Regions from separate parts of the Homo sapiens genome. Here region 1 is linked to region 2. Evidence: read pairs that join two places in POLR2A ChIA-PET (ENCODE). Cell type or tissue: PC-9. All regions are shown on one strand. Region 1 overlaps ELAVL1 (ELAV like RNA binding protein 1). Region 2 overlaps LOC124904628 (a long non-coding RNA gene).

Region 1 (2,500 bases), 180 kb after region 2:
TGGCATAACCGGCTGAGTCAAAGGCTGGGGAAAGGCGCTAAAGACAGATGGGGCATGGCCTCAGGGGCAGTTAGACAGGTGGGAGGAGGAGGTGCTCCTGAAAGCCAATGGGAGAGGATGCTTCTGGAAGGAGGTGGAGACAGGGAACAGGACAGTATGTGGGTGGGAGGCCAACACACACAGCAGTGGCTCTCGCTAGGGGAGACTCTGCCTCCCAGGGGACATGCGGCAATGTCAGGACATTTTTGGGTTTCACCACTGGGATGTCACTACTGGGACCACGTGGGTGGAGGCCAGGGATGCTGCTCAACACCCTGCAGTGTCCAGTGCGGCGTCCAGCCCTGACATCAGGAGCCACAGATGTGGAGGAACTCCGAGCTAGAGGAAGCTGGAAGTCTGGAAGGAATTCCTTTCAAGACACTCGAAGCCCAGGAAAAGTGGGCACTTGGAGAGCCTGAGGCTCTTGGGAAGCCGGGAAGGGAAGGGAAGGGAGGATCGGGGCTGGAGAGCTGGAGACGCTATTAGTTCCACTGCGAAGCGGGAGGTGGTCATCAGCTGAGGGTGAAGGGGGTGGTCAGAGGACCGAGGAGGGTAAACACGGGGAAATGGCTGCTGTGGGGCTCGGAGACACCCGTGTTGTGAGCTGAGCTAGGCCAGGGATCAGATTCGCCGGGGTGCCTGCCTGGCCGGGTGAGAGGCTGTCTTGGGAGGCTGGGAGAAAGCCGTTGGCTGGGGAGAGGGGTGGTGAGACCTAGCGCCGTGCCCCGGGCCCTGCCAGCGAAGAGGTTTGCCCACACTGGCGGCAGGCTGAGCAAAGCCAGGTTGCAGCATGTTCTCCGTAAAGCTCCAGTCACTTGAAGGGCTGCTAACAAGAGGCTGGGCCAAGATGAAAGCCCAGGCCCAGCCACTCCACAACTCCTGGTGCGCCAGTTACTAACTACTGTCCAAAGATAAGACAGGGCTCACCTCCGAACTGAAATAATTTCCAAATTACACTTTTGCAGCCTTCACTGATTCTCAAAACCAGTTCTCTCCAGACTGAGCCAAATCTAGGTGTTCCTTTAGCATAGCTCACATTCCTGTGAAAACCACAAGGGAACAGACAAAGAAGTCAGGTTGCAGGAGAATAACTGCAAATTCCATGGGAATGCTTGCAATATCTCTGGTGCTCAGGAATATCAAGGAAAATTCCCTTCCACCAGAAAGAGGAAAAAGGTGAGAATTGTTAGTGGCACAGGAGAATTTTAAAACCCTTCTCTTATTTAGGATGGTCTCCTGGAGCAGGAGAGAGATGCTGGCTTCTAGAACATTCTAACACTGCTCAAGTTTGTATACTGTGTAAAATCCCCATTGAGAAGGCGTTTATTAAATCAGACTCTTGGAGTTGGAAGGAGAGAAGGCTTTCTTATTCAGTGCCTGCATCTGAAGAGCTAATTCCCTGTAGAGCGGCCAGACAGGCTCTTTGGGAGTCATGTGGGGGTCAGGTGTCTTAAGGTTACTGGGGAAATGTTGAAGATAAAGTGCAATGATGGGTACATCAGGTTCAACACATCACTCTATGTTCATGTATGCCTGAAATGTTTCATAATAGAAACTTTTGTTAACTTTTTATTTTTGAGACAGAGTCTCACTCTGTTGCCCACACTGGAGTGCAGTGGCACAATCTCAGCTCATTGCAACCTCCGCCTCCCAGGTTCAAGTGATTCTCCTGCCTCGGCCTCTTGAGTAGCTGGGATTATAGGCGTGCGCCACCACGCCTGGCTAATTTTTGAATTTTAGTATAGACAGGGTTTCACCATGTTGGCCAGGCTGGTCTCGAACTCCTGACCTCAGGTGATCTGCCTGCCTTGACCTCCCAAAGTGCTGGGATTATAGGCATGAGCCACCGTGCCCAGCATTCAACTTTTAAATTAGTTTTTTTTTTTTTTGAGACAAGGTCTCACTATGTTGCCCAGGCTAAAGTGTAGAAGACACTTTAGTACCAAGTGGTACTTGGTAAGGTGCAATCTCAGCTCACTGCAACCTCAACCCCCGAGACTCAAGCAATTCTCCTGCCTCAGCGCCCCCAAATAGCCAGGACCACAGATGCGGGCCACCACGCCCAGCTAAGTTTTTGTATTTTTCGTAAAGATGGGGTTTCACCATGTTGCCCAGGCTGGTCTTGAACTTCTGAGCAAGTGATCCTCCCACCTCGACCTCCCAAAGTGCTGGGATTATAGGTGTGAGCCACTGTGCCCAGCCTGAAGTGAGTTTTCAGTATAGGGAATCACAGTCCCCAAATCCAGGGTGGCAGACAGAGCCCCGAGAGGACTGGCCGCTCCTTGGCTTCCTAAAGCAGGGCGGAGACAGAAAGGAAGGCAGGGGGGTAGGGGTGGGTAGAGGGAAGAGGAGGAAGAGGGGCCATTGGGAGAGGAGGAGGAGGAGAGCTCCGCACATGGTCTGTCCGTAATTCTCTCCCGAGTCCTTGAAGCCATGCTCTCAGAATGGAGGCCACTCTGTA
Region 2 (2,500 bases):
TTAAATTTTTTGTAGAAATGGGTCTTGCTATGTTGCCCAGGCTGCTCTCATTTTTCCAAAAAGCCCTGGGCTAGGTGGAGATTGGCAGTTAGAAATGATCTGGGTGTTAAGTGTGCCCATTGTTACTGGGGTATGTGGCTCCCAGGTCCTCTTAGTAGATAAATGGGAACACACACACACACACACACACACACACACACACACAAACTTATTTCTATATTTATCTTTATATTTTGAAAACCATGAATTCACCTCAGTACCTCCAATTCAATAGGGTTTATTCTTGTTTTTTTTTGTATCTTTTCTTTTTTTTTTTTCTTGAGACCGAGTCTCGCTTTGTCACCTGGGCTGGAGTGCAGTGGCGCAATCTTTGGCAGTCTCAGCTCACTGCAGCCTCAACCTGCTGGGCTTGAGGGATTCTCCTGCCTCAGGCTCCTGAGCAGCTGGGACCACAGGCTCACGGCACCACACCCAGCTAATTTTTTGTCTGTAAAGACAGGGTCTCACTATGTTTCCTGGGCTGGTCTGGAACTCCTGGACTCAAGCGATCCTCCCACCTTGGCCTCCCAACGTGCTGGGATTACAGTGGCCGGGTGCAGCGGCTCACGCCTGTAATCCCAGCACATTGGGAGGCCGAGGCAGGTGGATCACCCGAGGTCAGGAGTTCGAGACCAGCCTGGCCAACATGGCAAAATCCCATCTCTACTAAAAATACAAAAATTAGCCGGGCTTGGTGGCGGGAGCCCGTAATCCCAGCTACTTGGGAGCCTGAGGCAGCAGAATCGCTTGAACCTGGGAGGTGGAGTTTGCAGTGAGCCGAGATCTTGCCACTGCACCCAGCCTGGGTGACAGAGCAAGACTCTGTCTCAAAACAAAACAAACAGAAAAACAAAGTGCTGGGATCACAGGCATAAGCCACCACACCTGGCCTCTGCATCTCATGAGCATTTATTTTGTGCTATGTGTTTTTTGGATATGACCTCAAAGAATCCGGTAACACAGCCGCCCTCATTCTCATTTTACCTATGAGCATAGTGGCTCAGAGATGAGTCACCTGCCCACAGCCCATCAGCTGATAAACACTGGAGTTGGGTTTGAAACTGTGAAAGCAATGAGGACCACATCATTTTCACTTCCCTTCGTGGCCCCAACTCAAACCAACCCAAAACCCAAGAAAGAAGATGTGGAGATTGTGTTGCCTTTCATAACTGGGAAGCGCGGGTGAGTGGAGGGGACCAGATTCAGGATCTGCTTTTCTTTCTTTCTTTTTTTTTTTTTTTTTTTTTGAGACGGAGTCTTGCTCTATCGCCCAGTGGAGTGCAGTAGCGCGATCTCGGCTCACTGCAACCTCCACCTCCCGGGTTCACACCATTCTCCTGCCTCAGCCTCCCGAGTAGCTGGGGCTACAGGTGCCTGCCACCACGCCCGGCTGATTTTAGCATCTGCCTTTCTTTATCTGTCTATGATCTGTTTGCTCCAGAATGTAACCTTCTAGACCAAAGGTTGGCAAACATTTGAAAAGGGCCAAATAGTAAATATTTTTGGGCCTCGAGGGCTCTCTGCTGCAACTCTGCTATTCTAGCACAAATGCGTCACATACAATACATAAATGCATGGGCAGAAAACAATTTGTTAGCCGGGCACAGTGGCTCACGTCTGTAATCCCAGCACTTTGGGAGGCCAAAACAGATTAGGGTTTTCCAAGGCTGCAGGAAGGCAGGAATGTGGAGTGACTGCTTAGTAAGTATGGGGGGCTGGGCATGGTGGCTCACGTCTGTAATCCCAGTACCTTGGGAGGCCAGGGGAGGAAGATTACTTGAGGCCAGGAGTCTGAGACCAGCCTAGGCAACATAGCAAGGCCCCATCTCTACAAAACATTTGAAAATTAGCTGACCACGGTGGCACATGCCCACGTCCCCAGCTACTCAGGAGGCAGAGGTGGGAAGATTGCTTGAGCCCAGGAGGCTGAGGCTGCACTCAACCATGATTGTGCCACTGCAGTCACCCTGGGTGACAGAAGAAGACCCTCTCTCAACAAAAACAAAAATAAATAAATAGGCCGGGCGCAGTGGCTCATGCCTGTAATCCCAGCACTTTGGGAGGCCGAGGCGGGTGGATCATGAGGTCAGGAGATCAAGACCTTCCTGGCTAACACGGTGAAACCCCGTCTCTACCAAAAATACAAAAAATTAGCCAGGCATGGTGGCAGGCACCTGTAGTCCCAGCTACTCAGGAGGCTGAGGCAGGAGAATGGCATGAACCCGGGAGGCGGAGCTTGCAGTGAGCCGAGATTGCACCACTGCCCTCCAGCCTGGGCGACAGAGTGAGACTCCGTCTCAAAATAAATAAATAAATAAATAAATAAATAAATAAATAAATAAATAACTATGGGGTGTCCTTTTGGGGAGATGAGAATGTTCTGGAACTAGGTAGTAGGGATGGTTGCACAACATTGTAAATGTACTAAATGTCACTGAATTGTATACTTTAAATGGTATGC

Evidence for each region. ChIA-PET counts read pairs that join two places held together with the same protein. Peaks named below come from ENCODE experiments on the same cell type or tissue, not always from the same donor. Only the 100,000 strongest peaks of a DNase experiment are listed, where the experiment ranks them.
Region 1: POLR2A ChIA-PET joins it to region 2 with 19 read pairs; 2 of 35 experiments call an interaction of 5 or more read pairs at or near these places.

Annotation. Positions count from the first base shown.
Region 1 is chr19:7,988,425-7,990,924 of GRCh38, forward strand. The region is part of intron 2 of ELAVL1 (ELAV like RNA binding protein 1); the gene reads right to left. Among named protein-coding and RNA genes, the nearest start is that of ELAVL1, 16 kb to the right of the region's middle. In PC-9, no CTCF peak of the experiment used is centred here; DNase peaks (open chromatin) are centred at 27 and 987; H3K27ac peaks cover 2,500 bases.
Region 2 is chr19:7,806,665-7,809,164 of GRCh38, forward strand. All of the region lies in intron 1 of LOC124904628 (a long non-coding RNA gene), which reads left to right. Among named protein-coding and RNA genes, the nearest start is that of EVI5L, 22 kb to the right of the region's middle. In PC-9, no CTCF peak of the experiment used is centred here; DNase peaks (open chromatin) are centred at 377, 957 and 1,537; H3K4me3 peaks cover 1,258 bases; H3K27ac peaks cover 1,991 bases.